2 separate regions of the Mus musculus genome follow, and region 2 is linked to region 1. A link is a loop called in an ENCODE intact Hi-C map of the cell type or tissue named here. Cell type or tissue: heart. All regions are shown on one strand. Each heading gives the region's core, and the rest is flanking DNA. Links, peaks and the distances in the headings are about the cores only. Region 1 overlaps Qprt (quinolinate phosphoribosyltransferase). Region 2 holds the start of Kif22 (kinesin family member 22).

What was found. A loop is a pair of places that touch in the nucleus more often than their neighbours do. Peaks named below come from ENCODE experiments on the same cell type or tissue, not always from the same donor. Only the 100,000 strongest peaks of a DNase experiment are listed, where the experiment ranks them.
Region 2: a loop joins it to region 1, with 2.2 times the contacts of the local background. A loop is called at or near these places in 8 of 42 quality-filtered maps.

What each region holds. Positions count from the first base shown.
Region 1 is chr7:127,095,698-127,111,685 of GRCm38, forward strand. Qprt (quinolinate phosphoribosyltransferase) reads right to left here. Exons shown (of 4, transcript NM_133686.1): 2 at 13,012-13,547; 3 at 12,637-12,768; 4 at 12,073-12,544. The coding sequence ends at 12,326. Among named protein-coding and RNA genes, the nearest start is that of AI467606, 12 kb to the left of the region's middle. In heart, for the core only: a CTCF peak has its summit at 9,052 (motif pointing left); a DNase peak (open chromatin) is centred at 9,094; H3K4me3 peaks cover 734 bases; H3K27ac peaks cover 1,292 bases; H3K27me3 peaks cover 528 bases.
Region 2 is chr7:127,033,505-127,049,492 of GRCm38, forward strand. It overlaps Kif22 (kinesin family member 22), which reads right to left and starts at 8,916. Exons shown (of 14, transcript NM_145588.1): 1 at 8,840-8,916; 2 at 2,244-2,436; 3 at 620-747; 4 at 374-528; 5 at 1-174. The coding sequence starts at 8,897. In heart, for the core only: no CTCF peak of the experiment used is centred there; a DNase peak (open chromatin) is centred at 8,977; H3K4me3 peaks cover 1,975 bases; H3K27ac peaks cover 2,024 bases.

The DNA.
Region 1 (15,988 bases), core at 5,114-13,113:
TTTGTCAGGACTGGATCAGAGGGAGACTACTAAGACCAAGCTTGAGGGCACTCTAATTTGGATTTTTTTTTTTTTTTGAGAAAAACTACATTTATTCTCCTAGACCTATGAAGGCCATAGGTGTGAGAACAGGGGTTGCTGAATTTTTCAGGCAGTCCCCCAAACAAGCCCAAACCGGCAGGGTTGACAGAAAACGTTTTCTGCTTTTGAAAGTTTTTGTTTTTAGTACTTCCCAAGTGACTTAGTTATGGCTTCTATTGCTATGATGAAACACCGTGACCAAAAGCAACTTTGGAAGGAACTGGTGTATTTCAGCTTACAACCCGCAGTCCACCCTCCACGGAAGTCAGGCCAGGAACTCACAGGCAGCAGACACAGTGCCCGGATCCATGAACGGAGCAGAGGCCATGGAGGCATGCTGCTTACTGCCTTGCTCCTCACCGTTTGCTTAGCTTGGTTTCCTACAGCACCCGGAACCACCAGCCAGTAATACCACCACATACAAGGACCTTGACCCTACCACATCAACTGCCAGGAGAAAATTTGGATCTTAAATATCTGGAAAAGACCAATTCTTACAGGCTTGGTCCTCAGGGTTGCTCTGTTGGGAGGTGAGGAAACCTTTAAAGGCAGGGCTTGTGGGAGTTCACTGGGGGTGTATACCTCAGGAGCTGTTAGTATCCTGGCCCATTCGGTCTCTATGGCTCCCACCTATGAGTGCTTTTGCTCTGTGTGCATTTCTACAGTATGTACGGCTGCCTAAATGCAGGCAAAAGCAACTCCTATTTTCTCTCAGTGGAAATATTCCCTCCTGGAAACTCAAGTTTCCCATCTGGAACACTCCCCATCCCCCCACCCGCTGCTTCCCCATCCCCCGACTCCCTACCTCCCACCCCTGCGAGACTGTATAAATGTGTAATGAGAAATGTCAGAAAGAAGAGAGTTCCTTGGCGCTTCCAGCCAGTTATTCCCCATGCTGAGGTGGGTCTTCATTGACTGCAGCTGGTTTTGATTCATCCATGAGTATAAACTCATTGGTTCACCACGCTGGATTTGGGTGGGTAAGTTGTTTATTTGGTCTGTGTTCTGTTTACTATCTGTGGTGAATAGGCATTTGTCTTTGCGTCGTCAGGAAAAGCTCATGATTCAGACCCACTGATGAATGGATTGAAACCAGCAGACCTGAGGCCAGGTGTGCGCCGGTGTCTGCAGGTCCAGAGAGCCAGGCTCATCATCAGGCTGGGCTGAGGCGCTAGCATGAGCCTTTGGGCTGAAGTCTACTTTGAGCGGCACAATAATGATATTCCTTTTCAAAAGAGAAAAAAAAACTGAACTGAAAGAATTTTTGTTTTGGGAGGACAGAGGAGTCTTGTTAGAGATTTCTCTGTTCCACCACAGTGAATGCAAATTTACCAAGTAAAAGCCAGAGACAATTCTCAGGAGTCGGGGAGGTTCCATGGGAGGAATACCAGTTTGGTGGGGTTCTTGTTTGGATTTGTTTTAATTTCTTTTTTAGATTTATCTATTTTATTTTGTGTGTGGGAGTTTTGACTGTATTTACATATGTGTGCCACATGTATGTTTACAGATGGTTGTGAGCTACCATGTGGATACTGAGAACTAAACCTGATTTCTCTGCAAGAACAGAACACACTCTTACCTCCTGAGGTGTCTCTCTAGCCCTTGTTTGGTTTTTAAGACAAAGTCATGTTATGTAGCCCGGGCTGGTCTGTCTAACTACCAGTCCCCCTGCCTGATTTTCCCAAATATTGGAATGTCAGACACACACGTAATATGTGGAGGTCAGTCGTTTCCGCCAACTATTTTCCTAGAACACGGTCTGTCTGATTCAGCACACACACACACACACACACACACACACACACACACACCATGCATGTGAACGTCAGAGGACAGCTTACAGGAGTTGGTTACTTTCTGCCGTGTAAGTTCTTGGAATTGGACTCAGGTTATCAGGGCTGGCAACAGGTGCCTTTTTCCACTGATCCATCTCATTGGCCCTCTCCACTTCATTTTTTTTTTAAGTTTTATTTTATGTATACACCTGTTCTACCAGCACACATGTTTGTGTACACCTGTGTGCAGTGCCCACAGAAGCCAGAAGAGGGCGTCAGATTCCCCTAGGACTCGAGTTAGAGGTGCAGTGATCCACTACTGGGTGGGTGCTAGAAATGGAACCTGGGTGCTCCGAAAGAGCACCCTGCAGCTCAGTCACTGGACTGCCATCACTCCAGGCAAACCTTTGGTATTTGAACATGTTGAGTTCACAGCCTTCCTGCCGTCTCACCCACTGAACAATCTCCCCATCTGGGCATTAGTTGTATTTTCAGTCTTGAACCTTCTTCCCTCAGCTTCTGTAACCCTATGGTACCCCCCCCCCATCCTGTCTTCTTTTTTAGGGATCAGACCTGACTAACCCTTCTCTGTCTCCACACGCTCTTCCCAGTCAGTTTTACCCAGAGCTTCAACTTCAGCTGCCTTTGCCTGAATGATCCCAGAGTTTCTACCTCCAGCTGCAGCAGATATGGTCCCCATATATCTATTCTCTTATTCAGCAGGAACACCAGTATGGTTTGTAACTGGCTTCATGGCCACCCAAAAGAAGGCCCCACTCCCCAGAATCCCTGGTAGCTAAGCATGGCTATGTAACTGGGCTAGAATTCAGACATGGTATGGAACATCACTGCTGCGGGCAATGATATCTTAGGGACAGCTGAACAGTTAGAGCGGAGGAACTGGACGGTCTATGAAAGACCACACCAGCCCAGAATTGCCTACCTAGTGCTAGTGCATGTTAAAGCCCAACGTTTTATTTTATATATATCACTACCACTGTGGATGTTTGTAACCTGAAGTCAAACCTATGCCTTAACTAAATGCTTCGTGTTCCTTCAGTCATCCTTTCCCTTCCATGAGGGACCATACACTCAGGTCTCTCAAACTCAAGAGCTCCCTTGATAGACCTAGCCACTCCCTCACAATTATCTCCTCCACACACTCAGGGAAGCTTTCCTCTCGCCCCACCCCCAACCATCCCAAACGATCCATATTCTGCCCACTTCTGTCCCTACCCTCCTCCTGAGTTCTGGCTGTATGGCACCCACACTTCCTGAGGTCATTCACAATTCACTGGACGGTACCTAGTTACCTTCCTGTCTCCTTTTTTCCACATTGTATCTTGTGTTGGTCTGATCAGTGTGGCAAAATACCAGGTAAAAACTACTTAAAGGATGGAGGGTTTATTTCAGCTCCCAGCTTGAGGGTGTGGAAAGTGTGGCATTGAACACAAGTAGCTGCTCACATTTAACCCAAAGTCAGTGTGGCATTTGAATGAGAGCCACCATAGGCACATCTATTTGAATGTCTGGTTCTCAGTGGGTGGACTGTTTGGGAAGGATTAGGAGGTGTGACCTTGGAGGAGGTGTAGCCTTGGAGGAGGTGTGTCACTGGGGCTGGGTGATAAGATTTCAAAAGCCCAGGCCATTCAGGAATTTCGAAATCTCTGCCTTGTGTCTGTGGATCAAATATAAACTCTCAGCCTCAGGCCAGGCATGGTGGCGCACGCCTTTAATCCCAGTACTCAGGAGGCAGAAGCAGGCAGATTTCTGAGTTTGAGGCCAGCCCGGTCTACAAAGTGAGTTCCAGGACAGCCAGAGCTACACAGAGAAACCCTGCCTTGAAAAAAAAAACAAGAAACAAAAAACAACAACAAAAAAATAGCTCTCAGCCTCTTTTCCAGCACCATACCTACCTGCCTACCTCCATGCTCCCTGCCACGGTGGCCATGGACTTACCTCTGAAACTATAAGAAAGCCCCCAACTAAATGCTTTCTTTCCCGAGTTGCCTTGCTCATGATGTCTCTCCCACAGCAATAGAACAGTGACTAAGACAGCCAGGAAGCAGAGATCAGTGGAAGTTGGTTTTCAGTTCACTTGTTCCTTTTTGTTGAGCCCAAGTGCTACCCATAGCTAGGGTGACTCTTCCTACCTCACTTAACCCAGTTAGAACGCCAATATCGACATGCCCAGATGTTTATCTTCATGATGGTTCTAGATCCTGTCAAGTGATCAGTGCTAACCACCACGTATCTAAACTGAGCCTGCTGAAATGCTCACCCCTAAACCTCAGTAAACACTCCCCCCCTCTGTCTTTTTAACTATGCCCCTGTTTGTGTGAATCAGTGCATATAAGTGTGTAGATGCAAATGCGTGTGTGTAGATGTGTATAGGTTGGAGGTGGATGGCATGTCTCTTTTAACCACTCTCTACTTCATTTTTTGAGGCAGGGTCTCTCACTGAACTTGGGTTCTCCAATTGGCTGGCTGGCTGGCCAGTGAGCTTCTGAGACCCACCTGTCTCCCCCTCTCCAATGCTAGGGTTAAAGGACGTACGCCCGCATACCTGACTTTTAGGCGAATGTTAGGGATCTGAACTCAGGTCCCCACGTGTGTACAGAAGTACATTACTGAATGTCTCCCAACCTTTCTCCTGCTCCTCAAGATGTGTCCCAGTCTGGCCTCTAACTCTTGACCCTCCTGTCCTACCTCCATCTCCTGAGTGCTGGAATTATAGGCATGTGCCAGCTCATCTCTCTGACTTTTCTAGGAGAAGACAAAAATAGATTTTTAGGTAAAATAAGATAAAACAATAATTTCTTAAATGTTTATAAATCTTTACCTCTAAGATCTAAATGGAATAAATCTTGGCCATATGGATCATGTCCATCACCAGTCAAAGCTGAACAATTTGTCTGGAAAGACTTCAGAGTGGATGGATGGTCAGAGCCCCTTGTCTTGGCGTTTAGTGGTCACAGTCGGGGCAGCCGCTCTCAGATCACTATCCTCCACTTTTGCACTAGAGACATGTTGAGACAGATAATTGTTCCTTGTGACAAGCTTTCTTGGTATTTCAAAGCATCTCTACCAGCTAGGAGCCAATAGCATCCTCTTAGCTGTGACAGTGTGACACTGCCAAATGTCCTCCTGGCAGGGGAGGGAGCAGGAGCCACTGATCGAAATGGGGCATCTTAACCAAATGACACAACTTCCTGAACGTCAGGCAACCTACTCAAATGCCAAGAAAGACATCTAGAACCAAAAAAGGTTCTAGAAATTATAATGACTGCAAAAAATTTAATGGTAAAATTGGCATTGGGAGACTGAGTTCAAGAAGAAATATTTTCAACACGTTTTATGATATAAAGCAAAATGGTTTTTAATAGGAGGAAATAGTTGGGCATGGTGACACACACACGAGAGGCAGAGGCCAGCAGATTTTTGGGTGTTCAAGGGCAGCCTGGTCTGCATATCTGCCTAGTGAGCTCCAGGACAGCCAGAGTTACATAGTTTCCCTATGTACCTCTGTCTGTCCTGGAACTCACTCTGTAGACCAGGCTGGCCTCAACCTCAGAGATCCACCTGCCTCTGCCTCCTGAGTGCTGAGCCACCACTGTCAGCTTGGAGAAAAGCTTTTGAGGCAGGAAAGACAGTGTGTCTGTGGCGTTCACCTGGAGAGCACTCTGGAATCATCTGCAATTTCACTCCTGGAATCTGGGACTCCAGTTTCGGGGCAGAATGGAGCATCAGTAGTTGGGTTTCTGCAGCCACCACCGCGAAGCCACAAAAACTCAGGAAGCAACAGACCACAGGCAACGAATGAGGAGAGCAACAAGATTCCAGAGAGAAAGCAAGCAGGTTTGTGAGGAGCTGCCTAGAGGACCCTGAGCAGGAGAGAGAGAGCTGAGAGAGGAGAGACTGAGGCAGAGGCTTGGAGATGGTTCCAGAGGAAAGAGCTGAGAAGCCTGGAACCCCAGTTGTTAGAGGATTTCTCTCAACTGCTCGGCAAGGAATCAAGTGTGTGTGTGTGTGTGTGTGTGTGTACATGAAAGCAAGCTACTCAAGGCCAGGGAAAGAGCCACCTGCAGGATTAACCAAGCCAGTGCCAGGACTGACACAAAGCCAGGGCAGCTCCTGCCAGATTAGAACACTCAGAGGTCATGAAAGGAGGTAAACTACTCAGGAAGACCTTGCTTGTCCCAGTAACAGGCATGACTAACTGGAGACAGGATGTCCACTCCTTATCATAAAGATATCATTATCATAAGAATCCTGTGTAGGTCTGGTGTTTATCTGACAAGCAATATAAGATTAGCAGGCATAAGGAGGCAGAATGAAGAGACAATATAGAGTTGGGAGAAAATATTTGCAAGCAGCATTTGATAAGGGGTCAATATTTGCAAAGCATCAAGCACCTAGGCAGAGAGGCTGCAGCCACGACCTCATTTCTAGAGACTGATTTCCAGCAGAAACAACCTGGCTCACAGAGGCAGAAGGGAGGAGAGAGGACATCTCAGCTTCTCAGCTTGGGGTTAGGGAGAGATGGGAGCTGTGGCTAAAGGGTGAAAAATTGGAGTCAGACAGAAGAAATCAGTAACCATGTAAATCGATGTGTGCAGAGCTTAATTCAATCATCAGCATTGTATACAATGAAGCAAAAACAGAAAGATGAAAATTACAGGGACTAGGAGGGAATAGAGGCCCTGAGTCTGGGGTAAAACTAGCCACAGCGGTGACATCTGTCTTCCTACAGAGGTTTCCAGTGAGGTTGCTAAAAGCAACAAGCCAGCCGGGTGGCACAGTGGTGGTGGGGCATGCCTTTAATTCCTGCACTCGAGAGGCAGAACCAAGCAAGTCACTCTGAGTCTGAGGCAGGCTTGCTCTACGTAGTGGGTTTCGGGTCAGCCAGGGCTATACAGTGAGACTTTGTCTCAAAATAACACAGAACAAACAAACAAAAAACCAAGCTAGAGACATAAAATCATTCCACTGCTAAGGGCACCGCCACCAAGCCTGATAATCTGCATTTAACCCTGGAACACATATGGTGGGAAGTTGTGATTCTTTTTTGAAATGACAACCTTTGAATAATTATAACTTGGAAAAAAAAATCACAAAACCCTATCTGTAAAGACACCAAAGTGAAAAGCTCTCTGGGTCTCAAGACTTAAGTGTATAGTGTTCTCCTTTAAATCTCTCAGTCTCTTTGTCTCTGAGTTGTTGTCTCTCTGTTCTCTCCCTCTTCCTCTCAAAGCTCAGATTTAAACACAGAATGCATAATATTTCTTATCTTTTTTTTTGAGACAAGGTCTTACTATGTAGTCCCGGCTTGCCTCACACTAACAGATTCCCCCTGCCTCTGTCTCCTGAGTGCAGGGGCTAAAGATATGCACCATCAAACTTTCCCTTACCCTTATCTTAATAAATCTGATAACATAACTTCATTCTGGCTTGCCATGAAATCCATTTCCGTGTTATAGTCAAGGATCCAGCTTGAGGGGCTGGAGCAATGGCTCCCAAGTTAGGAGCATTGGGTGCTCTTCCAGAGGACCTGGGTTCAGTTCCCAGCACCCACATGGTTCCTTACCACAGTCTGTAGTTTCAGCTCCAGGGCATCTGACCTCTGACCTCCACAGGCACCAGGCATGCAAGGTTTATATACATACCCACAAAGCAAAACACTGGGGTTTTTGCTGTTGTTGTTGATTGCTTTGTTTTTAATTATTATATTCTATGTGTACGGATGTTTTGTCTGCCCATATGTATGTTCACCATGTGTATACACATCTGTATGTCCACTGTGTGTGTGTATGTACGTATGTATGTACATCGTATGTGTGTATGTCCCTCGGGATGTACTCTGCCACTGAGCTACATTCCAGCTCTTGTTTTCTTAGGACTGGCTCTTTCTATAATCCAGGCCAGCATTGATCCTTTGGCCTCAGCCTCTTGAAACTCTACCATGCTGGGTCTGGGGCTGCTCTGTAGGACTCCTGAATCTTTTAACTGAAGCACTAGAGAAAGAGGCTGCCCAGGGCCCACCACACTAGAGCTACATCAGGATGATCCCCTCACCCGATGGTTCCTTTAAGGGCTCTGCCAGTTTCCACCGACTGGAACATGTTAAAGACTGCCCTCACCATCAGAAGAAGCCTGCTATGCGCAGGGGTGGGTGCAAATTTACCAATGATCCAGTGATGAGATTTTTCTGTAGTTCAGAATCTGGCCTCACAGAACTGAGTTACCCAAGGCTTCAGAGCTGAAATATTGGGAGCTGTCTACAATGATCGATCACTCGGGACACCACAGGAACAAAGCCAGGGGATGCAGCAGCAGTTGGAGATGTTTACCTCCTTCCAGAGCAAGTGATAAATAATGTGTGTCTGCTCCATCAACACAACAGAGAGATCTTTTTTTAAACGCAAGATGGTTTCCAGAAATGTTCTGGCTTGCTAAGAGGTCCTGATGGCTTTAAATGCCTCCTCCCTTCCGTGGCCTTGGCACGGGACTCCTGGGCATGGAAGCAATCTCTCTCAGCTTCAGTTTGAGCTCTTGCTGTCCTTGAAGGAACACCTCCCTGCTCTGGCCTAACTTAGCTTCTGTTGGTGACTAGGTTGAACGGTGGGACAGGGTTCACTAGATGGCAGTGTAGGTAGGTGAGTAGGAGAGCAGATGGGCCTGTGTGTGAATGAGGTTGCCACCCAAGCTGGGCTTAGCACAGCACTAGGTTACCTTCGACATTGGGGTGAATATCTGATGACAAGACTGGGCTGGCAAGTCGGTGGAAGGATTCCCCTAGCTTTCTACTCCTTCCTGAGTGAAGTCTCTTTGTTTTGTTCTTACTTTTTTGAGACAAGGTCTATGCAGCCCGTTTTGGCCTCCAAAATGTGATTCTCCTGCCTCAGTTTCTCAGGTACTAGGATTATAGACTTGAGGCACTAGGCCCAGCCCTGGCTTTCTTCTCCTCTGAAAGAGGGTTCCAGTCTGCAGTCCAGGCTTAACTATATAGACCTGACTGGCCTCGAACTGGCAATCCTCCGGCTCTGCCTGGTGAGTGCTGTGAACACAAACAAACAGCTCCAGCAGCTCTAGCCCTGTCTTCCGGAACAGCTGCTGCACTTTGTATTCCTGGCCACCTGGCCTATTGTCTTTTTGAATCCCCAAGAGGGTGGAAATCAAGCCATGGGGTTACATTGCCCTCTGGTGGTCATAAGGCCATTTTTATGAATTTTCCTGAACTGCTTTTCCATTGTTCTTCTGGACTCCGCCCCAACCCCGGACCCAGACACATCGCCATAAGGACAAGTCTCCCTGTCTGTTTTGAGTAGTGCCAGACATCCACGGAAGGAGTGAAGAACGCCTCCGAATGCTGCCCCACCACCGTGTTGATATGTAACCTCCAGCGATGCTCTTGGCTCCGTAAGCCAGTTTCCTTGTGGGTAACACGGAGATGTTGATACCTCGCCCCTCCCCCATCATTAACTGAGGGATGGGACCCTTCTCATCCTCCAGGTGCACTGATGATGTCACAGAGGATGGCAGTAGTCACCTTCACTCATCCAGTCAATTCGGCCAGTTGTCAAATGGGTTTCGCACTGGGCATGGGGCAGCCTTGAGAAGTGCTCTAACCGTAGCCCCAGGCTGAACAGGAAACCCACCACCCAGTGAAAGGGGACACTCCTCTTCTGCCATGTCTTCTCTCTGCCCCCTGAGACCTCCAAAAGAGTCTAGCCTCTACTCTAGCAGTTCTCAGCCTGTGGGTTATGACACCTTTGGGGTTTGAATAACCCACAAGGACCCCTTTCACAGGGGTCCCACATCAGATATCCTGCATAGATTCCTAACGATAATAAAATTACAGTTATGAAGTAGCGACAAGAATAATTTTATATTGGGGATCACCACAACACAGGGAACTGCATTAAAGGGTCACAGCAGTTGGAAGGTTGAGGACCACTGCTCTACCCACACTGGTGCCTGCTTCACTGGCAAGACCCTCATCCAAGCCTCCCCAGGCAGCATCCCTTCACCTCCCTGCAGCCACCCGGCTTTTCTCCGCCTGCATCCTTCTTCAGGGGACCGAATCTGCGTTGGCTTATTTTCTAGCTTGAATCCGATTGTTCTTGGGACCCAGTCCAAATCCTCTGACCTACCATTTTGTGGTCTGGAGCCAGCCTATCCCCTAGTCATCTTGTTTTCCAGGGCCCAGCGTCAACCAATTCAGCACACAATGCAAGCCATTACCTTCCTCTGGGCCTCTGCCCATGCAGTTGCCTCTGCCTGGAAACCCGGCACCTCCCTCTCTGCTATGAGGAGAGCAAGTGCTACTTTGGCTTGCCTGGAGTCTTACTTGCTTTCCTCCAGTAATAGAATCCCTTCCCAGTTCACAGAGTTCAGAGAATCCTGGAAGGGTCTATCCATTTCTGAGTTCAAAATTGACCTTAAAATTCAGCCTGACAGAGTCCTTAAGAAATAATTGCAACACTCGCCAGGCATAGTGGCTTCTGCTGGTTTCCCAGCACTTGGGATGTGAAGGTTTAGGGACTAGTAGCTCAAAGACAGCCTTGGCTACACAGTGAGGTCCAGGCCAGCAGAGACTATGTGAGCTAATGAGACCTTACATCTAAAAGCAGTAACAGCAATCCTGTGGAAGAGACATGTGTGGGATTCATGCTCCCCCTCAGTGCAGTCCACTCCCCTCTGTCTGCTCCGGACTCACCCCCTAATTTTAGATTCCAGCACATGAGTTTGGGTCTCCTAAAGCTTAATTCTCACTGCTGCCCCTGATACCACCCGAAATCCCAGATTTAGGACTTTCTGGTTACCAGAGCTCCCGTGCCTCCCCTCACCCCTCCTCCTCCGGGCTCACATTTCCTGCACTGGTACCCAGCAGTGCCCAGTTCTGCAGGGACTCCGTTTTCCTTCTTCAAAAGTAAGGAGTTGGGGCTTTTAAAGACCAAAGGTCTCTGGAGTTAGTCCACTTTGCTAAGAGCATCCATGCTGCCCCTGCAGGAAGAATGGGGACCAGGAATGGGTGAGAGACAATGGGTACTATCCCATGTGACACATTCAGGCTGTGTCCATGAGAATGGCCCCCTTGGTTCAGAATATTGGCCGGCTCTGTCCAGGATCTCTGCCAAGTACATCTTCACTTCCTGATGCACCACCCTCCAAGGGCAGGGCCATGAATAAAGCAGGCCTCAGTCTATTGGGCTCTGGACTGTGCAGTGGGCTTAGTGTTTGCCTTCACACCTCCCCACTAAGCGACACCAGGTAGGACATAGGGTCTTTGTGGCCAAGAGCTGAATGTATCCTCTCCTTGTGGCCAAGGGGGAGAAGTGGGCTCTGAGAGGCAGAGGGAGCTCCTGGGACCGCCAGCACCTAGGACCTGTCATGGACATGTTCCTCCTGGATCTGCCCTAGGATCTAGGCTTAGACGAGGTCAGGGTAGCTCCTCAGACATCAGTCAGGGAAATGTCCCAGCCGGATGGCAAATCTGATACCACACCCCTTCAAATATAAGATCCTTCCTGGTATAAAGAGGTGCCATGCAGGGCAGTGGTGGCGCACGCCTTTAATCCCAGCACTTGGGAGGCAGAGGCAGGCAGATTTCTGAGTTCGAGGCCAGCCTGGTCTACAGAGTGAGTTCCAGGACAACCAGGGCTATACAGACAAACCCTGTCTCGAAAAACAACAACAACAACAACAAAGAAGTGCCACGCATTTCTAATGTCTTATTACTACTCATGGCTTCTAGTGTACATGTGTGGAAAGAGTTGTTGTAAGCCAGGTGCAGAGAGCACAGTGCAAGCAGCCGAGTCAGGAGCACACCTAAGGCCAGAAGTTCACGGCCAGCCTAGGCTACATGGTGAGGCAGAGCAGGAATGGGGGAGACAGGAAAGAAGGGAGAAGGGAGAGAAGAGAGAGGGCTGAGGTCAGCAGCGCTAGGACACTTGTCCATGGCCCTGGCTCCATCCTTAACACCACAGAGACAGAAAAGAGCACTTGGGGCTGTGCTAGCAGCTTGTTTCTTGCCATGTGTCCCTAGCCACACAGATAGGCCATGTGATGTCAGCTGCCAGTTGCCAGAGTCTTACTTTGAAACACCATCTGCTAAAGGGGCCACCTCTCCAGAAGGTTAGTGTTCGATAACAAATATATGTCTTAGGTTAGATGAGCGGTGTTAATTTCTAGCCTTTACCAACCACTCATTGTGTAGTAGTTATTATCATCAACAGCCCAGTAAGGCTGTTGATTTTATTTATTAGACCTATTTCACAGATGAGAAAACCGAGGCAAGCAAAATCAAAGTCAGCCCTGGCAAGTCACACAAGCTGGAGATGGCAGAGCTAGTGGGAAGCCTAGGTAAAAAGCCTAGATATGTCCTATTGGCCTCTGAATCTAAAGACATGTGACCCAAGGTGCCCAACAAGCCGCAGTAGTCCATTCTGGTGGCATCTTCTTCGGCTTTAGAACCGGCGAGCGTGAGGCACTGGGGTATCTCCTTCAGCAAACAGTTTGAGGGAAAAATCCAGGGCTGGAGCAGCCTGGGTCAGCATTCCCAACGAGATGACGTCAATGTGTGTCCCACAGAACTGGGTGAGGTTGTCCAGTGTGACGCCCCCACTGGCTTCCACCGACACGCTGGGGAATCTGGCTTTAAGTGTAGCTGCTGTGGGGTGCAGCTCCTGTAAGAGAGAAGCCAGGGGGAGATGAGAAACCCCCACCCCCATCCCAACATTGCCCATTGGCCCTGCCCAGAAGTTGGATCCCATCTCACCTCAGGCTTAAAGTTGTCCAGCATTACCAGGTCAGCCCCAGCCTCTGCTGCCCGAAAGGCCTCCTCCAGGCTGCTACATTCCACCTCTACCTTCAGGGAAAACCCGGCTGCCTGCCGAGCCTTCAGCACTGCCTGCCAGGCCAATAGAGAGAGGATAAGGTTGAGTAGCCTGGCCCTGGATCCTGGGGGGCCCAGAGAGCTGTGCTTTGAATCGCACATAAAAAGGAAGACAGCCTCCTCCATCTACAGACAGAAAGACTTGGAGGCATCCCTGCCGCTGGGACCACTTGTCACCAGGCAGGTCTCTGGTGGAGGGACTGAAATGCCTGTCAGTGGAGGACCACAGTGAGAACAGAGGCTCAGTGGGGCACTTACCCTTTCCATGCTGCCGGCCGCCACTACATGGTTGTCTTTCACCATCACCATCCCTCCCAGGTCGTAGCGGTGGCATGCTGCCCCGCCTACTTGGAGCCCATACTTCTCCACCAGTCGGAACCCAGGTGTCGTCTTCCTCGTGCCCGCCACGTGTCCAGTCCAGCCGGTGCTCCTGGCCACCTCCACAGCTGTCGCTGCCGCGCTGGCAATCCCACTGCAGCGGGCCAGGGTGTTAAGAGCCACCCGTTCCCCCAAGAGCAGGTGGTGGGCAGGTCCCTTGACCTCTGCCACCTTGACCACAGGTACCAGCTTCGATCCCTCCGGGAGGAACCAGGACACTTGGCAGTTGAGTTGAGTGAAGATGGCGTCAAAGAAGGGTCGCCCTGCCAGAACCCCAGGAGATTTGGCCCACAGCACAGCCTGCGAGGGTGCCGACCCGGTAACCAAGGATGCAAAATTGAGGCCCGGGCAGTCCTCTTGCAGCCAGCTGTTCGCCAGGGCTGCCAAGGTTGTAGGGGGTAACAGGAGCTGCAGGCCTGGGGAGGAAGCAGAGAGACCTCTGTCGGGTTTGCACTTCCTCCCTTGTAGCCAGAAGCTGCACCGTGGTTTTTAACAGCATGGTCAGTAGGACACTAGCCAGTCAGGGTGGAGATAGGACTCCCAGGGGCCAGGCTGGGGCAGAGTCTGGGGTCTCCAAGCTGACCAGGTTGTCAGAGTAAATAAAAGTACTCTGCAACTAGCTAAAGTTAAACTTGGAATAGGTATCAAAGAGTTTTATAAGGAAGCTGGGCTTGGTGGTGCCTGCCAAGAGTCTCCACACTCTGGGGGCTGAAGAGGAGGAACTCAGCAGACCAGGTCTCAGAATAGCAAAAACAACAATAACAACAACAACAATAATAAATTAAAAATGTAGAAGCGGGTGCTTGCTCCTTCGTATTATCACAATGCCCCCTTTTGTAATTTTTTTTTTTTACATTGTGTGTGTGTGGGGGTGTTTATGTGGTATGTGCATGCAGATGTCACTGGTCTTGAGTGGCAGTCAAAAGACAATTTGCAAGAGTTGGTTTTCTAAAGCGGGTAGGTCCTGGGACGCTAACTCAGTTTGCCAAGCTTAGCAGCGGGCTTCTCTACCCACTGCGTCATCTCCCGTCACTCACCTTGGTTTTAGCTTTAATTGACTTACAGTTAAAGAAACAAGGAGAGGTGACCCCTCTTAACACATCTGAGTCCAGCAGTATTAACACTCACACAACCCATTCCTCCCGCAGAATTGAAGTTCTGTACCCTGGACAGCACCCTCCTCCTCTTCTTCCTCTTCCCGCCAACCTCCTTTCTGCTTTGTTATAAAATCTGATTACATAGTTGCTCAGATCATTTTTCTGTATAGTATGTGCCAGGTGACACATTTAACAACTTTTATGTAAACACTTAGCACCTTGTATTTTATGCATTCAACCTACTGTTGGGTCCAAAGCTACTTACTAACAAGATATTTAATATGTTGTTGTTCTTTGGAGACATGGCTTGCTTACGTAGCCAGGATAGCCTGGAGTCCCAGCTATCCAACCTCCTGTGTGCTGAGGGTCACACGCATACACCACCAAGGCCCTCGATATTTAACAGCATGGGCAACCGACTTGTGCACGCCTGCAGGGTGCCCTGCCTCCTTTCCATCTGTGTTACCCAGAAGGCTTAGCAATTGTATCTTTCCTCCTAGCCGTCTCCAGGACACCAAGTGCTTTACTCAGGGTGGCGATCTAGTCCAGGTCCTTGAGCTTCTAGAAAACACTCGACCACCGAGCCTCACTCACAGCGAACACCAAGTATTATATAAAGCTGTAAGTCCAGGTGTTTACAGCAACAGAGAGAGAACCAGAGAAAAGACAAACAGGTTGAGGGTGCCGGCAACGAGGTGGCCCCAGGTTCAGAACAAGAAGCCTTAGTGCAGCTGCAAACTAGGCTCGGGTATGTCCTGTTCCAGAGACGGTAGTGAGGGGGTGAAGGGTGGCTCCATGGCTTCTCTTAATGGTTTGCCCTTCACCTCAATGTGTGGCATCAACTGAAGGGCCTTTCAGCCTCCAGGGCTGCAGAGACAGAACCCAGACACGGTGCAACATTGCCACCTGTTGGTCTGTACAAGAGCCGCAGCCTTCACGCAATCTGTCTGGTTCCCTCTACCCCCACCCCCCTTTCACCCAAGCTGTCCTGGAATTTACAATGGAACCCAAGCTGGCCTTGAACTTCAGGCACTCCTGCCTCGGTTTCCCAAATGCTTTTGGATTTCCATGTTGGTCTCTGAATTGCAGTTTTCATGAGAATCCTGTTGGGTTGGTTTAGCCAGAAGGCCTCCTTATCCCCAGGACTTCCTGTCAGTAATTCTGCACCATTGACCCCTTCTGTGCTCTTGGGCTGTAAACTCCTGCTAGTCTACACTGTACTTCAAGTTCGATTTTGAGTTCTTGCCTTAGGGTGAGAGTTCTATCCACTTCTGCTTTGTTTGATTGTTTGTTTGTTTCTCCAAGAGAGGGTTTCTATGTATAGCCATAGCTGTCCTATAACTCCCTCTGTAGATCAGGTTGGCCTCGAACTCAAGAGACCCATCTGCCTCGGCCTCCTGAGTGCCGGGATTAAATTCGTGCACGATCACCTCCCAGCCACTTCAGCTGTGTTTGACAGCTCTGTCACTGTGAAAACTGCAGTGCGCACCCATTGCACCTGCTGCATTCTCTGCTTCACCCCACTTCCCATTCAACTCCTGACTGAGCAGCTGCCATGGAGCTGGGGGTGGGTCTCCTTGTCTCTCTCAGACCTCAGCATGAGCTGGTTCGCATAGTGCCTGGGCCTCACAGTCTCTCGCCTTGCTCCTGCCAGCCCTGTCCTCTCAGATCTTTCTACAGACCCCTGCTAGGTGAGAAGTCCCAGTGATGTGCACCACACTGTCCAGTCTTCTGTTGCAGTCCAGTCACTTGCCCAGCAG
Region 2 (15,988 bases), core at 5,143-13,142, 62 kb before region 1:
CTGGTTAAGCCGGGTGGCTCCTACAGCTCGATTTCTACTGGCTGGAAGGAAGTGCTGCTCGAAGTCAGAGAAGCTGGTGATGGGCTTCTGTGTGAGGCCTGGGATCAGGATGTTCCCTCGGCAGTCTTCGCGGATCACGAGGTCTCCTGATGCAGGATCCAAGAGGTCTAATACCTATTTGAGCAGTGACAGTGAGCCCATTTCTCCATGACCAGGGTGCCTGCTGAAGCAGGGGTTAGGATCCCTTTCTCTACTGGACTGTTAGGGTTCTTTCACTTGCTACCCCAACCCTGCCTGTCTAGGCTTCACTACACCTTTACTAGAGGAGAGCTTCATGTCCTCTCTAGATGGCCCTGGTACTTTGCCCCCTTACCTTTTCCTGGTAGATCTCTAAATAGGACATAGCAACAGAAACGTCCCATGGCCGTCCCTCAGCACTCTCTTCCCTTGCTAGTTGCAGGAGGTCCATGAGAGCCCGAGGAATCACTCCAGGTTGCTCTGGGCTGCCCAGCATTGTGTGTGTCTTCCCTGGGCAAAGAGCAGAGAAAGGTATGAAGTTCCCCTCAATGTTCCTAGTTCTTTTCCTCATGCATAGGTAGTTCTCGTCTGGCTCTCTCACCTGCCCCAGTAGGCCCATAGGCAAGTACACTGGCATTCTGCCCTTCCAGCAAGTGCCTTAGGATGGGCTGTACTGAACCTACATAGACTTCCTGCTGAGTGCTCTTCTCGCCATAGAAGGCATCAAACCTGTAGGTGAAAAAAGGTGTTATTAGGATGTCCTATTGATACCCTCACCTAGATGATGCTGGCTTTAAAGGCTCTATCCCATTTTTTTTTTTTTTTTTGACAAAGACCTTCAAAGTGTCTCTGAAAATTTTACCATATCCAGTCATTGTACTGATGTTAGGGAAACAAATTAATCTCACACTGCAATCTGGTTGGCCAGATATCCATACTCTACAATGATTCAGGAGACAAGCAAGACCATGTTAGAAGGAATAAATGATTTTGCCAGCAGAAGGAAGTGCTGCCAAGTAGGACACAGGGACAAGAGGCAGTGCTCTGTGGAGGGGAGCCTAAACTCCGGAAGTATGTCCTGAGCTTGACGTGAACAACTGCCTCCCCAGACATAGCAGACAGGGTTCAGAGAGCAGAGCAGGCTGGAGAAACAGAGGCCAGTTGAGCTGCTTGGAAGAGGCTCATTGCCTGCAGGCTGTGCCACGTGCTCCAGGATTCCATCTCTGTGAGCTGGAGTGGGCTCTGGTGATACAGCTGTCTATGGGTCATTTACCTGCTTATAAACCCATATTCCTATAAATAACCCCAAATAAAACGTGTTGGCTCACCAAGTTGGATATTGGTGGTGTCCTTATTTAGGTTATTTTGGCAGTTAGTTCCTGCCCTGTGACAAGCACCCACACAACATGGTGTGAAAGGGCTTTCCAGTATTTTCCTTGAGGTAGCATTGGAACAGGGTAAATAAAAGGTTGGCCTAGTGAGTCAGTGCATGCTGACAAGAGAGAGCTGGAAAGGGCCAGAAGCCTAATTGCTAAGGGATTAGCACTGAGGTAAACTAACTTCCTATAAAGAAGCAAATAATAAATATTTTAGGTTTTGTGTAAACATGCCTTAATTCTAAGGCTAGTTAAGCACCTATTGTTTTGTAAACAAATGATAAACTTTATTTACAGAAAAGTCTACTGTGCTGGGCATGTCAGCACAGCACCTGGGATCCCAGCACTGAGGAGGGAAGTCAAGAGGATCAGTAGTTCAAGGCCAGCCTGGACTTTATGAGACCTTGTTTCAAAAGAACAAAATCCAAAGAAACAAAAAAATGAAACAACCAAATGGAAGACTTTGGTTGGATCTGACCTGCATGCAGTCTGTGGTTTATAGCCCTCTAGGCCAGACTAACAGGCCAAGTGTAAGTCTTTTGTGTAGTTCCCGTCTTGTTTGCCATTCCGGAATCTGAATGGTCTTCTCTGGTTGACTGCCAGGTCTGCTTTCCTGCCCTTCCCCTGTATTTTCTAGAACTTATTTGAAGCCACATTGCTCCTTCCTTCCTTTGTTCAACTTCTAGTCTTTCTCCACAGCACTCACCTCACACCATTAACATCTAAATAACTGGAGGAAGGATTGAGTGACAGCAAGGAACAGGATCCTGAGAGAGAGAGAGAGATCTCAGAAACCCAGTGAGAGTAACAAACGCGCAGGCCGAGGTGGAGGATCAGCCTGAACCTTACTGATATTTGAGCGTCTCCTGGTATTTCTTCCAGTTAGCCACTTCAAGAGAGCAGCTGTCTATGGCTCGGACACAGGGGAGCTCCTTCGCTTCTGTCTCTCCATCCATAAACGGGCGCAGCCGCACAGCCACCCTTACTCGAGCTAGAGGCGGACGCCGGCCAAGCCCTCCTTTGCTTACACAGCGGCCAGGTCCTGCAATAGACCAGTTTTAGGTGTTAAAATTTGGAGAAGCACAGAGAAATGGGAATCTACTTTGCTAGAAGGTCCAGGGGTGCCTCTTACTTAGGGGGAAGCTCTTTTCATCATGGTTGTTGTGATGGTTGACCCAGGGAGTGGCATTATTAGGAAGTGTGACCTATTGGAGGAAGTGTGTCATTGTGGATGTGGGCTTTAAGACCCTCATCCTAGCTGCCTGGAAGCCAGTATTCTGCTTGCTGCCTTCAGATGGAGATGTAGAACTCTTAGCTCTTCCTGCACTATGCCTGCCTGGATGCTGCCATGTTCCTGCCTTGATGATAATGAACTGAACCTCTGAACCTGTAAGCCAGCCTCAATTAAATGTTGTCCTTACAAGAGTTACTTTGGTTATGGTGTCTGTTGTTATATATAAGGCAAGTTTTTTTTTTTTTTTTAAGATTTATTTCTTTTATTTTTTATTTTATTTAATTAATTAATTAATTAATTAATTAATTTTGAGACAGGGTTTCTCTGTATACCCCTGGCTGTCCTGGAATTATTTATTTATTTTGAGACAGGGTTTCTCTGTATACCCCTGGCTGTCCTGGAACTCACTTTGTAGACCAGGCTGGCCTCGAACCCAGAAATCCGCCTGCCTCTGCCTCCCAAAGTGCTGGGATTAAAGGCGTGCGCCACCACCGCCTGGCAGATTTATTTATGTATCTGAGTACACTGCTTCAGACACACCAGAAGAAGGTATCAGATCCCATTACAGATGGTTGTGAGTCACCATGTGGTTGCTGGGAATTGAACCCAGGACCTCTGGAAGAGCAGACTGTGTTCTTAACCACTGAGCCATCTCTCTAGCCCCATAAGGCAAGTCTTATAAGGACCACATTTAATTGGGGCTGGCTTACAGGTTCGGAGGTTCAGTCCATTATCATCAAGGCAGGAGCATGGCAGCATCCAGGCGGATGTGGGGCTGGAGGAGCTGAGAGTTGCACCTCTTATTCTGAAGGCAGCAAACAGAAGACCGGCTTCCAGGCAGCTAAGATGAGGGTCTCAAAGCCCACTCCCACAGTGACACACCTACTCCAACAAGGTCACGCCTCCAAATAGTGCCACTCCCTGGGCCAACCATATACAAACCATCACAGTTGTGCTGTGGGCGTCCCTCAAGTAAGCCAGTTCCTTCTCTGCTCTATAAGTAGGGTAGGTGGACACAAGACACAAAGCAGAATTCTCCAAGTGTGATATATACATAAATAACATGGAAGATTTTGTTTAAATCTATAAACAGCATAAGTCTCTGAATGAATCTGAGATTGTCTTTCTAACAAGGTTTCAGACAGTGCTGGGCCCCACTGTGAACTGCCAATCACAGGAATACCCTAAAGGACTAAGACCTCCTCTCCTCTCCTCTCCTCTCCTCTCCTCTCCTCTCCTCTCCTCTCCTCTCCTCTCCTCTCCTCTCCTCTCGTCTCCTCTCCTTCCCTCTCCCTCTCCCTCTCCCTCTCCTCTCCCCCCTCCTTCTCTCCTCCTTCTAAGACTTTACATCTGACACTGACAGAACCAAGCAAGGGCTGGAGAGATGGCTCAGTGATTAAAAGTACTGGTTGCAACCGGGCGTGGTAGCACATGCCTTTAATCCCAGCACTCGGGAGCCAGAGGCAGAGGCAGGCGGATTTCTGAGGCCAGCCTGGTTTACAAAGTGAGTTCCAGGACAGTCAGGACTACACAGAAAAACCCTGTCTCGAAAAACCAAAAAAAAAAAAAGAGTACTTGTTGCTTACACAGAGGACCCAGGTTAGGTTCATGGTAAACACCTGGGGGCCAGGCCAGGAGAAATGTCTTGAGTTTGAGGCCAATATCCTTTTCTGGTCGCTATGGGCACCCCCCCCCCATGTACACACATACACACACATCAATAAAAAGGGAAAAGTCCTGGGTTTTACTGAAATGACTTGTTGATCATTTAGTTAAATACAAAAGGCAAACAAGACAAAGATACAGACGTGTAACTCTTATCTGACACACTCGTCATTTCTTTCCAGTGATTTAGTCATTGGAAAAAAATCCTAAACTATTTTTTATTGTCAAAAAACACAAAAGTTTTTTTTTTAATCCTTATTTTTTATTTATGATATATGTCTGTTTGAATGAATGCCCCTCCTAGAGCGGTGCCCACCAAGGCCGGAATCGAGAGTCAGGTCCTCTGGAGCTAGAGGTATAGAAGATGTGAACAGTCCAATGCAGGTGCTCAGAACCAACTCAGGTCCTTTGGAAAGCAGCATGAGATCTTATAGATGAGCCCTCCCTCCAGCCCCAAGCCTCTATTTACAGGTTAAAAAAAAAAAAAAAAAGAATCTCTGGGGCTGGAGAGATGGCTCAGCAGTTAAGAGCATTGACTGCTCTTCCAGAGGTCCTGAGTTGAATTCCCAGCACCCACATGGTGGCTCACAACCATCTGTAATGGGATCTGATGTGTCTGAAGACAGCTACAGTGTACTCACATATATAAAATAAATAAGTCTTTTTTTGTTTGTTTGTTTTTGTTTTTGGAGACAGGGTTTCTCTGGGTAGCCTTGGCTCTCCTGGAACTCACTTTGTAGACCAGGCTGGCCTTGAACTCAGAAATCCACCTGCCTCTGCCTCCCAAGTGCTGGGACTAAAGGTGTGCGCCACCACGCCAGGCTCATAATAATTTATCTTATCTTGGAAAGTATCATAACAAAGTTCAGAGAGATTCAAGCCTGGATCATTTATTCTAAAATTGTTTCAGTTTGGTTGGTTTGTTTTGCGATCATAAGGGGCCTCTATAGTGCTAGACACTCAGTGCCTGAGTCTGAACCCTGACCTCCTTCCTGAAGGAATTCAAAACCCAGCACACTTGTGAGACAAGTTTCCCAGCCATCCATTTCCCTGGTTATCTTATTAGTTTTCCTGACTATTCCTCAGTTTAGCAATCTTAATTAAATGCTTTCCCTATGTCCCATCCTCTGTCAACTTTTGTATTACTAGCATTCTGAGTTGTATAGTTCTTTGTTTCGAGGCTGTCACACTGTAAACTGTTCAACCCCGGTAGCACTCTCCTTATTCACCTCCAAGTTGTAATGAGCAAACCGTCTCCAGACGCTTCCACATGTTCACTGGGGTACAAACGTCCCTAGGTGAGATAGCTCAGATTCACTTCACAGGCACAGTCACCTGCTCTCTTGGCACCAATTATCTTTTGTTCCTTTTAAAAATATTATCTTCACCCGGGTGGTGGTGGTGCACGCCTTTAATCCCAGCACTCGGGCGGGAGGCAGAGGCAGGAGGATTTCTGAGTTTGAGGCCAGTCTGGTCTACACAGTGAGTTCCAGGACAGCAGGGCTATACAGAGAAACCCTGTCTTGAAAAACCGGAAAAAAAAACACAAAAAAACAAACCATCTTCAAGTTGATGACTCCTCCTTAGCACTTCCTATTAAAGAGCTGTCTCTGGCTGGCAGAGCTTCCGCCCAAGCTACCATCTAGCTTCTCCTGGATGTTCTTAGGTACCTCAAATTCCACCTGTACTAAACTCTTCCCTTGCCCATCTCTGCAACTGTTTCCTCACTTTGCTAACACCCACAAATAGCTCAGACCCCCCACAAGAAGAATTTTTAACTGTTTTCTTTCTTCCCACAGTCATCAATACCTGTTAACTCTTTTTAATTTAAAATTTCTCTGATGTTATGTATGTCTGTGTGCTACTGTGCTGGCTAGTTTTATATCAATTTGATATAAACTGGAGTCACCTGAAAGGTAGCAATCTCAGTGGAGCAAAAGCCTCCATAAGAAAAAGCTGTAGAACATTTTCTTAACTAGTGACTGACTCGGGTGGTGTCAGTATCCTTGGGTTGGTAGTCCTGGGTCTTGTAGGAAAGCAGGCCATGGTGAACGGAGAGTGAGCGGATGAAGTAAACAGCATCCCTCCATGGCCCCTGCATCAGCTCCTGAGTATCAGTTGCAACCCTGCTTGCATTCCTGTCCTGACTTCCTTCAGTGATGGATTAAAATGTGGGAGTGTAAGCCACATAAACTTGCTTTTGGTCACTGTGTTTCATCACAGCAATGATAACCCTAAGAGAACCTCATACATTCCCGATGACCGTGGAAGCCAGAAGAGGGCATCAGATCTTCCAAAACTGGAGTTATAGATGGTTGTGAGCCACCATGTGGGTGCTGGGAACCCAACCAGGATTCTCTGGAAGAACATCCAATTTTCTTAGCAGCTGAGCCATCTTGCTAGCCTTGGCTCTACCTTTTTTTTTTTTTTTTTTTTTGGTTTTTCGAGACAGGGTTTCTCTGTATAGCTCTGGCTGTCCTGGAACTCACTTTGTAGACCAGGCTGGCCTCGAACTCAGAAATCTGCCTGCCTCTGCCTCCCAAGTGCTGGGATTAAAGGCATGCGCCACCAAACCCGGCTGGCTCTATCTTCTTAAATATGTTTTTGTTTTTTGAGAAAAGCTGGCCCTGAGCTCCCAATCCTCCTACCTTGGCCTTTTGCGTGTGAGGATCACACCAGTGGTAGGTTTTAATTCTTCTTCTGTTTGTGCACACCCACACCTATGTGCGAATGCACATGGGCATGGAGGCCAAAGATCAAACCCTAGTGTTCCTCAACATGGGATGAAACTCAGTCCTCAGGCTTCCGGGACAAGGACTTTACCGCTGAGCGGTGCTCCCAGCTTGCTCCTCTCTACTAGGAAGAGACAACCATTCACCACAATCTTCCTGGCCTCTTTTATTGCTAAGCAACGCTTGCTCTTTTTGATATTTTCAAGGTTGAGTAAAAGTCCACCCAACCTCTGAACCCACTTTAACTACCATTTTCACTATCTTTTTATGTACGTGTTTTGCCTGCCTGCATGGAGATCCAGGAGGCAATCAGTCTCTCGGTCTGAATCCTATCTGACTAATGGAATTCAAAATTCGGCACGAAAGTATGTGCACCATGTCCAAGCCTGGTGAACGGGACCGTTACTGGAATTACAGAGCACTAAACCCAGCTCCTCTCTCAGTCCTAACTATCATTTCTCTCTCTTCCCTTCTCTTATTTTGGTTTTTCCAGACAGGGTTTCTCTGTGTAGCCCTGGCTGTCCTGGAACCCACTCTGTAGACCAGGCTGGCCTTGAACTGAGATCCACCTGCCTCTGCCTCTTGAGTTCTGGGATTAAAGGTGTGCGCCACCACTCAGCTTCCAATTACCATTTCTTAATAAAGATTTCTCAAAATACCCAAAGGTTTGTTTCAGATTCTACACTACAAGTTTATGCTTTTCTACCAATGTATTTCCTCATACTACATTTGTTTATGGGACTATTTGAAAATGATTGTAATTTCTTGGAAAGGGCTAACAGTCTTTCAGCACTTTAACGTTTACTACATACCAAGCACCCTGGGTCTCAGAGTCTGTATTCGGACATAACTGTCAAGGGCAGAGGCATTACAGTGTAACTACCTGAGTGTGAATTTAGATTCCCAATATTTACTAGTTGTGCTATCTTGAAGAAGCTATCTACCCCATTTATGCCTGCTTCCTCTTGTCAAAACACAAGTACAGGGGGCTGGTGAGCCTTAGAAATTGAGTGCCTATTAGTTTTCTAGAGGTTCTGAGTTTGGTTCCCAGGGTCCACATCTGGTGGCTCACAGCTGCCAGTAACTCCAGCTTTAGAGGGTCCAACACTTCTGGCTTCTGCGGAGATCCACACATAGGTGGCACACATTGATAAAATTAAAGCTTTTTGTTAAAGACAGGGCATTAACAGTCATGACCTCAGAGCTCTGTACAACATTAAACGGTTCATCACAAAATGCTTGCAGCACTGCCTGGCTGAGGCGTTCTCCTAAAGGTCTGCCTCCCCCAAAGCCAAACAAACAGGCCAGATTTCGGCCTATAGAAAGAGGAAAGACACGCATACGCAAATCGTCTTAGGAAAGATTTGGAATCTCCTGGCAGCCAGCCTTTTCACCAGGAAAACAGCATCCGGTTCCAAGGCTGGAGGGAAAGGATTTTCCTTTGCCGTGTGATCTCACACAGCCTTCAGTCGGAGTGGGATCTCTGAACAGACAGACAGACAGACAGACAGATAAAGAGGCTCTTCGCTGCTCAGTCTTTACAGACGGGTGGCTGCCCGGCTTTACAGATGACACAAATTGAAGCGCACACATTAGCGCTCAGGCTCTAGACAGGAGCTGGAGCCTCGGCAGGGTCTCAACCCCCTCTACACCGCCGAAGGCAGCGAATAGAGGACAGGGTGCGGTGGCGCCCACCTCCACGCCCGCCAGCCAGCGTCCCCTCGCCCTTCCGCCCCGCGCCGGCTGGATTTTCCGGGACCACTGCTACTCTGTAAGTCTCACGCAGTGGTGCTCCCTCCTCCCGGCCCGCGTACCTGAGGTGGCCGACGCCATCTCCCGTCGCTGCGGACACGTCTTAGCCCTTAAGCTCATAGCCTTCCCTTCTTCGGCCCGCTTCTCTCTTTTGAATTACCGGGGCCCCGCCTCCCTCTCAGATTCGACCAATCGCAGCTACGTGCCGCCGGAAGTTTCGGTTCTAATTTACCGTAATTCCGCCGTCTCGGGCTCACTTCCGGTCTCGAAAGCAAAATATTCCCAGGGATAGGGCCCTGGAGTCTGTCACTAAATGGTCAGTAACTGAGGTCCCTGCACTTTCAGGCTTTTGAATTGCCAGGTTGGAATTGGCTAAATGCAGACTTTCGCCCGACTTTTCCTTCTCAGCTTTTCTTCTGAAAGCACTTGATTGATTCTATATTCAAAGTTCCCAGCTCTGAATACAATTTTTGCCTTTTGGAGCGGACAGAATCTCTTTGTAGCCCTGGCTGTCCTGGTGTGAGAAGGCAAAAAGTTCCTCTTTGAACTTGACTCCCCCACCACCACCCCTTTTTTTTTTCTTACTGTGGGAAAGTTCCCAGCCCTGTTTTAGAATCTTGGGACAAAATGCCCCCAGCTAATTGCATGCGTTTGGCTTCTGTTAAACTGCTTGCTTTCCTTTGCCCTGCAACTGCCAAACAGGATGTAGTTTTTGTGTGCTCTTTACCTTTAAAAGCTTCTGTAAAATGCAGTTGAGACTGCTTTGTGAGGAGTTTCTTTCCAGGAATTTTCTAGCGACTTAATACAGATTGTCAAACCAGACTTTGGTGGTCTTTGGGTCTCTAACTAGCAACATTGTAACTCACTATGTAGACCAGGCTGGGTTTAAACTAACAAAGACCTGCGCTCTTCTGCCCTGGAAGCTGCAACACTTTGCCATCTAACCATGAAGGACCACAGTGAGACAGATTATCTTTAGGTAGCCCTGGCTGTCCCAGAATGGTGTAGACTAAACTGGACTCAAACTCACAGAGACCTGTCTGTCTTTGCCTTCCTGGTGCTGGGACTAAAGACAGGAATCAAAGTTGTGTGTCACTACACCCAGCTAAATTCAAAGATATTGACTAGCACAATTTACAGGTCTAGAATGAGACGGCATTTCACACAATCAAGAACTGATTGGTCACAGTCTAGTGACTTAAGGTTAACTTCATTACCATGGAAATGGAAACTGGACTGTTTGACATTTTGGTTATTACTTCTAAATTCTTTTTTTTTTTTTTTCCTTTCTTTTTCTTCTTCGAGACAGGATTTCCTCTGTATAGCCCTGGCTGTCCTGAAACTCACTCTGTAGACCAGGCTGACCTTGAACTCAGAAATCTGCCTGCTTCTGCTTCCAAAATGCTGGGATTAAAGGTGTGCACCACCACTGCCCGTCTTACTTCTGAATTCTTAAAAGCAAACTTTCAGTTTGATATGTAAAAACTTTGCACCACTCTGAATGTTTTGTTGTTGCTGTTATTTATTTATTTAGAGATGGGGGTCTCTCTAAGTGGCCCTGGTTGTCCTCGAACTTACTATGTAGACTAGGCTAACCTTGAAATTTATTGAAGGCAAAGCACACAAAAATGTGTGTAGACTCATCAGATGGGGAGGGGGGCCCAGATTTGGTGTCCTCAAGAACTGACCTTTTGTCTGGCATTCTAGACTCAAACATACGCTCCAAATATTTTCTCATTTCCCAGTCAATCTGTATCAACTACAGCTTAGCTTCAGCTTTCTGAAATTCCCAGGCACTCTGTCTCAATTAATGATGTCCTGGTAGCTAAGCATTAAGCATTGGCAGTAAGCGCTCCATTCAATGTCCTTACCTGTTCTGTGCATCACTCCTCATTTCCATTGCTTCCTAAAGCTTCCTCTCTCCTCTGACTGCTGCCAGACAGCAAGTGCTGGCATCCCAAGGCCCACTCAGCCTTCTTTTTACTTTACATATACAGAGTTCCCCATCACTGGAACGCCATTATTTAGACACTAATAATTTGTTTATCTATCCTAGCTTTAGTCCTAAATCCAACCGTTTGTAACGACGCGCATGAACTTGGAGATTATGCTCAATGAAAAAAGCCAGGCTAAGGAAGGACAAAAAGCGTGTCACTTCATTTACATATGGAACAAGAATGTGGGGCTCCTGGGAGTGGAGAGCAGAAGGAAGGTTCTCAGAGGCTAAACAGGGGGGTGGCTGAGAAGGGAACAGACTGACAGGAGGGAAACGAGAGCCATGGGACATGGAACAGTTTGGGTAATTATAGTACCGCACACCCCCATAACTGCTAAAGGAGTAGTTGTGTGTGTGTTTGAGATACACCTTGTGTGTTGATGGATGGGATGGCACTTTCTGTGTAGACCAGGCCGACATCAAAACTGAGGTGACCCACCCCTCCGAGTGCTTGGGTTATAGTTATGGACCACCAGGCTCAGCCTTTTGTTGCTGTTGTTTTGTCTTCAAGACAGAGTTTCTTGGGGCTGGAGAGATGGTTCGGTGGTTAAGAGCACTTGACTGCTCTTCCAGAGGTCCTGAGTTCAATTCCCAGCAACCACATGGTGGCTCACAACCATCTGTAATGAGATGCAGTGCTCTCTTCTGGTGTGTGCCTGACGACAGCGACAGTGTACTCATATACATAAAATAAATAAATAAATCTTAAAAAAAAAAAAAAGACAGAGTTTCTCTGTGTAAACTTGGCTGTCCTGGAACTCTATAGACCAGGCTGGCCTCAAAGAGATCTTCCTGCTCTGCTGGGATTTAAGACAAACGCCATCACCCAGCATTTTTTTTCCAGGGGGGAGGGGCAGGTTCATGTAATGAGAATTCTGAAATTTTGGTTCCTTACAAAACACAAAAATATTATAAGAATGTGTTTTCATTTTAATCCCAGGTGTAGAATATGGGCTTCCTCTTTCCCCTCTAACCTTGTTTCTCTCCTATCTAGTGTTAGGAAACAGTGTGTGTGTGTGTGTGTGTGTGTGTGTGTGTAAAGAAAAACCCACAAAATAGCAAATTCCAGCTACATGCTTTCACTCAATATTCTAGGCTAGATTGGATCTTACTGTGTGTCAGACTGGCCTCACATTCTAAGCAATTCCCTGGCCTTTAGCCTTCTAATGCTATTATCAAAGGTATGAGCCATTGTCCATCGAGAAAGCATAAATCTTAACTGTTTTCACTGCACAAAACAGTGCATAAGCATAGATCTGCTATTTAATCATTCCACACTGAAGCATATATCAAAGCATTGTGGAGGATGCTACTGGCTAGGTGGCTCACTCAGGCTCAAGTTTAGCCAGTGTTCTAATACAGCATGGGAACACTTGCTAAGGGATGGTGCTGCTCACAGTGGGCCAGGAACTTCCTTCACCAATTAACAATCCAGGGACTTCCCTATCTGCGGACATACAATGGGTTTATTTAATGTAGGTATTTTCTCAATGGAGGTTTTCCTATCAGATGACTCTAGGCTATGTCAAATTGGCAAAGCTAAACAGGACACCTATATTTCCCTTACTTTTAGTATTTAAATCCTTGACAAGAGATTTGGCTTTATTTCAGAATTAGCACTTTAAGAAATATTGACAAGGGGTTGAAGAAATGACTCAGTGGTTAGGAGCACTGACTGCTCTTCCAGAGGTCCTGAGTTCAATTCCCAGCAACCACATGGTGGCTCAAAACCATCTATAATGGGATCCGGTGCCCTCTCTGGCATGCAGGTGTACATGCAGATAGAACTTTAAATCAATCAATCAATCAATCTTTTAAAAAAGTTCTGACAATGGGATGTGAAAACAATCTGCCCGTGTCATCACTCTATTGATCAGCCAGTGTCCCTCTCCTCTGTCACTGAATGCTTGATTGAAGAGAATGACCTTTCGTGAACAGATGAGAGCCATTCTCCAGCCAAGGGTTTAGAAAATAACTGTGCTCTCCTGCTGGAATTCCAAACAATCTCTCAAGAAATATTGATAGTAACAGGACACCATCAAAATATATCCATGGCAGCTTCGTAATTTGTATGTCTCATGAAAATTCAGTGAATACAGTTCTCAAGCTAACATGATGAACCACCTCCAACCTCTATTACCAATATTAAATAATTCTTCAAATTTATAATGTAGCAGCAAAATACATGAAAACACCCCCTGTACCATGTAGGAAGGATGCTGAAGAAGGCATCATGGGAAAACGCAGCTGTGCCTTTACATAAGTGTGTTTTCTCGAGGGAGTCTGACTCTCCAGTCTACAGCACCACACAGTTTCTACGTCAAAAGAATAAGAGTGTTCCACTGCACATAGCTGTGCACTTGAACAGTGACGATGGAGATGAGAATAGTGTTTCCTTTAGTGCTGGCAATAAGCCCTTACTACAGTGTAAGTTCCAAAATAAGAGGCTTGGTGAGCATTGGTGCACTGAACTGAAACACTAAGCTTAATATTTATAAGTCAATAATTCCATCTGGTCTTGCTGTTTTTACTATACAGTTGCCTAAACCCTTAAATTGTTCAGCAGAACTTTTCCAGTGTCAACACCTAACAGAATTCAAGCAGAACCCAGTGAATTGTCCACATCTAAGCTTATTGCCCAGCAGCCCCACCAGAGCTGAGCCACTGTCTTAGTCATTGTTCTGTTGCTGTGAAGAGACCCCATGACCAAGGCAACCATAATGAGAGAAAATATTTCATTGGGGGCTGGCTTACAGTTTCAGAGGTTTAGTCCATTAAACCATGGCAGGAAGCATGACAACATGCAAGCAGACTCTAGGAACTACATTCTGATCTATAGACAGAGGGAAGAGGGATGAAATAGGCTTTTGAAACTTCAAAACCCACCCTCAGTGACACACATCTTCTACACTTGATCTTAGCCAAAAGGCCGAGAAGCGATGACACACATCTTCTAACAAAAGGCCATACAAATTAATCCTTCTAATCCTTTCAAATAGTGCCACACCCTCATGACTAAGTATTCACATATATGAGCCTGTGGTTCCTATTCTCATTCAAACCACCACAGCCAGGTGCATTAAAAACAAAACAAGACTGCTGAACTGTCTCTTTAACTCTATATAGAAATAGTTGTACTTGTCCTTAAAAACAAAATTTCAAGCTTGTGTTAGAAAATATCAACATTTGCCAAATTGCCACTCCAACAAATGAAAGATACTCTGTTCGCAGAGAAATCTGCATGCAATGGTCCGCCATGCCTTTGTAGCACACCTTGGGGCCAATCAGCTCCAACAGTGTGGTGCCTGCACTTCTGCCACCGCAGGGTCACTCTCCACACCAGCACCACTGCCACCTTGGGCATGTCAGCCTCAACTCTGCTAGCCAGTAGGTCTTTTCTGAAGTGTGCGACATCAAACAGTCCATTTACCGTCTTCACAGGCGACCTTTTCTTAGTTTTAAACTGTATGATGGAGAAGATGTTGAAAAGCCCAGCCCAAAATTAAGAATAAAGTGATGAGGATCTAGACCTGGTTCTATGTAGTGCCAGGGAGTAAACCCAGAGCTGCGTGCCCCCAAATTATGTCACTCTGGCTGTCTTAGAATTCACTATGTAGATCAGACTAGCCTCAAACTCGAAGAGGTTTGCCCAACTCTGCCTCCCCAGTCCTGGGGTTAAAGATGTACTCCACCATGTCAAGTGTTATTTATTTTATTTAATGTGTGTGAGTGTTTTGCCTGTTTGTCTATATGGACACTACATTTGAGTGTAGCGAATTGAATCCAGGTCCTCTGCAAGAGCAACCTGCTGAATCATCTCTCCAGTGCCCAAACCTTTTTTTTTTTAAGTAAATGAAAAATTTCTTCAAATACATGTTTTTTGCAAAAGTCTAACCTGTGAGGCTAGAGAGATGGTTCAGGGGGTAAGAACACTGGATGTAAAAGCAACAGGATTGGAGTCAAATCTCTAGCACCCCATAAGAGCCAGGCATGGCCATTCAAATGTCCAACTACAGCATTGGGGAGCAGAGACAGGGAGATTCTGGGAGGTCTCTGGGCAGCCAGCCTCATAAAACAATGGGCTTCAGACCCTGCCTCAAAACTATTAAGGTGGAGACTGATAGGGGACGTAGTGATGGTGTGGTCTGTCCATGTACACATGTGCACAGCTGTGTGTACCTGCCTACACACACACACACACACACACACACAGAGAGAGAGAGAGAGAGAGAGAGAGAGAGAAAGGAAAAAATAAATGAATGAAAGAAAGGGCTGGAGAGATGGCTCAGCAGGTAAGAGCACTGACTGTTCTTCTGAAGGTCCTGAGTTCAAATCTCAGCAACCACATGGTGGCCCACAACCATCCATAATGAGATCTGATGCCCTCTTCTGGTGTGTCTGAAGACAACTACAGTGTACTTACATAATATAAACAAATATTAAAAAAAAAGAAAAAAAAAGAAAAGAAAAAATTTCAAAAAGGTGGAGAGCAACAGACGATGCCTGACCTCAACATTTGGCCTCCACGCAGGTGAGCACACACTCATGACACACACACACATGCATCACATGTACACATATGCAGGTGAGCACACACTCGTCACATATACATGCATCACATGTACACATATGCATATGCCACAGACTAGACTCCTACCCAAACCGCATCTTTTAAAGGAGTGAATTTTTATGTGATTTACATATAAATAAATTAAATCAATGGCATAGTCTCCTGCATGCAACTGTTTAAAAGAAGGGACATTTGGGGACATGGCTCAGTTGATAAAGTGTTCACCTACCATCACACAACGGGGTATGGTGGCACACTTCTGTAACCCCAGACTTCAGTAACTCCCTACTGCTACCCACTAAAACTGTTTATGTTTTAGGACTTGAAACTGGGATCCTAATAATATTTATTTATTTGTTTGTTTGTTTGGTTTTGGGTTTTTGAGACAGGGTTTCTCTGTTTAGCCCTGGCTCTCCTGGAACTTGCTCTGTAGACCAGGCTGGCCTCGAACTCAGAAATCCACCTGCCTCTGCCCCCCAAGCGCTGGGATTAAAGACGTGCGCCACCACTGCCTGGCCTAATAATTATTTTAAAGTGGCTTATATCTTTGTTGATTCTCTATAGTGACCCTTAATCTCACCAACCCCGTATATTCATGACTACCCACAATGAAGACCTCTCCTCTGTAAACTTGCCTATCTATTT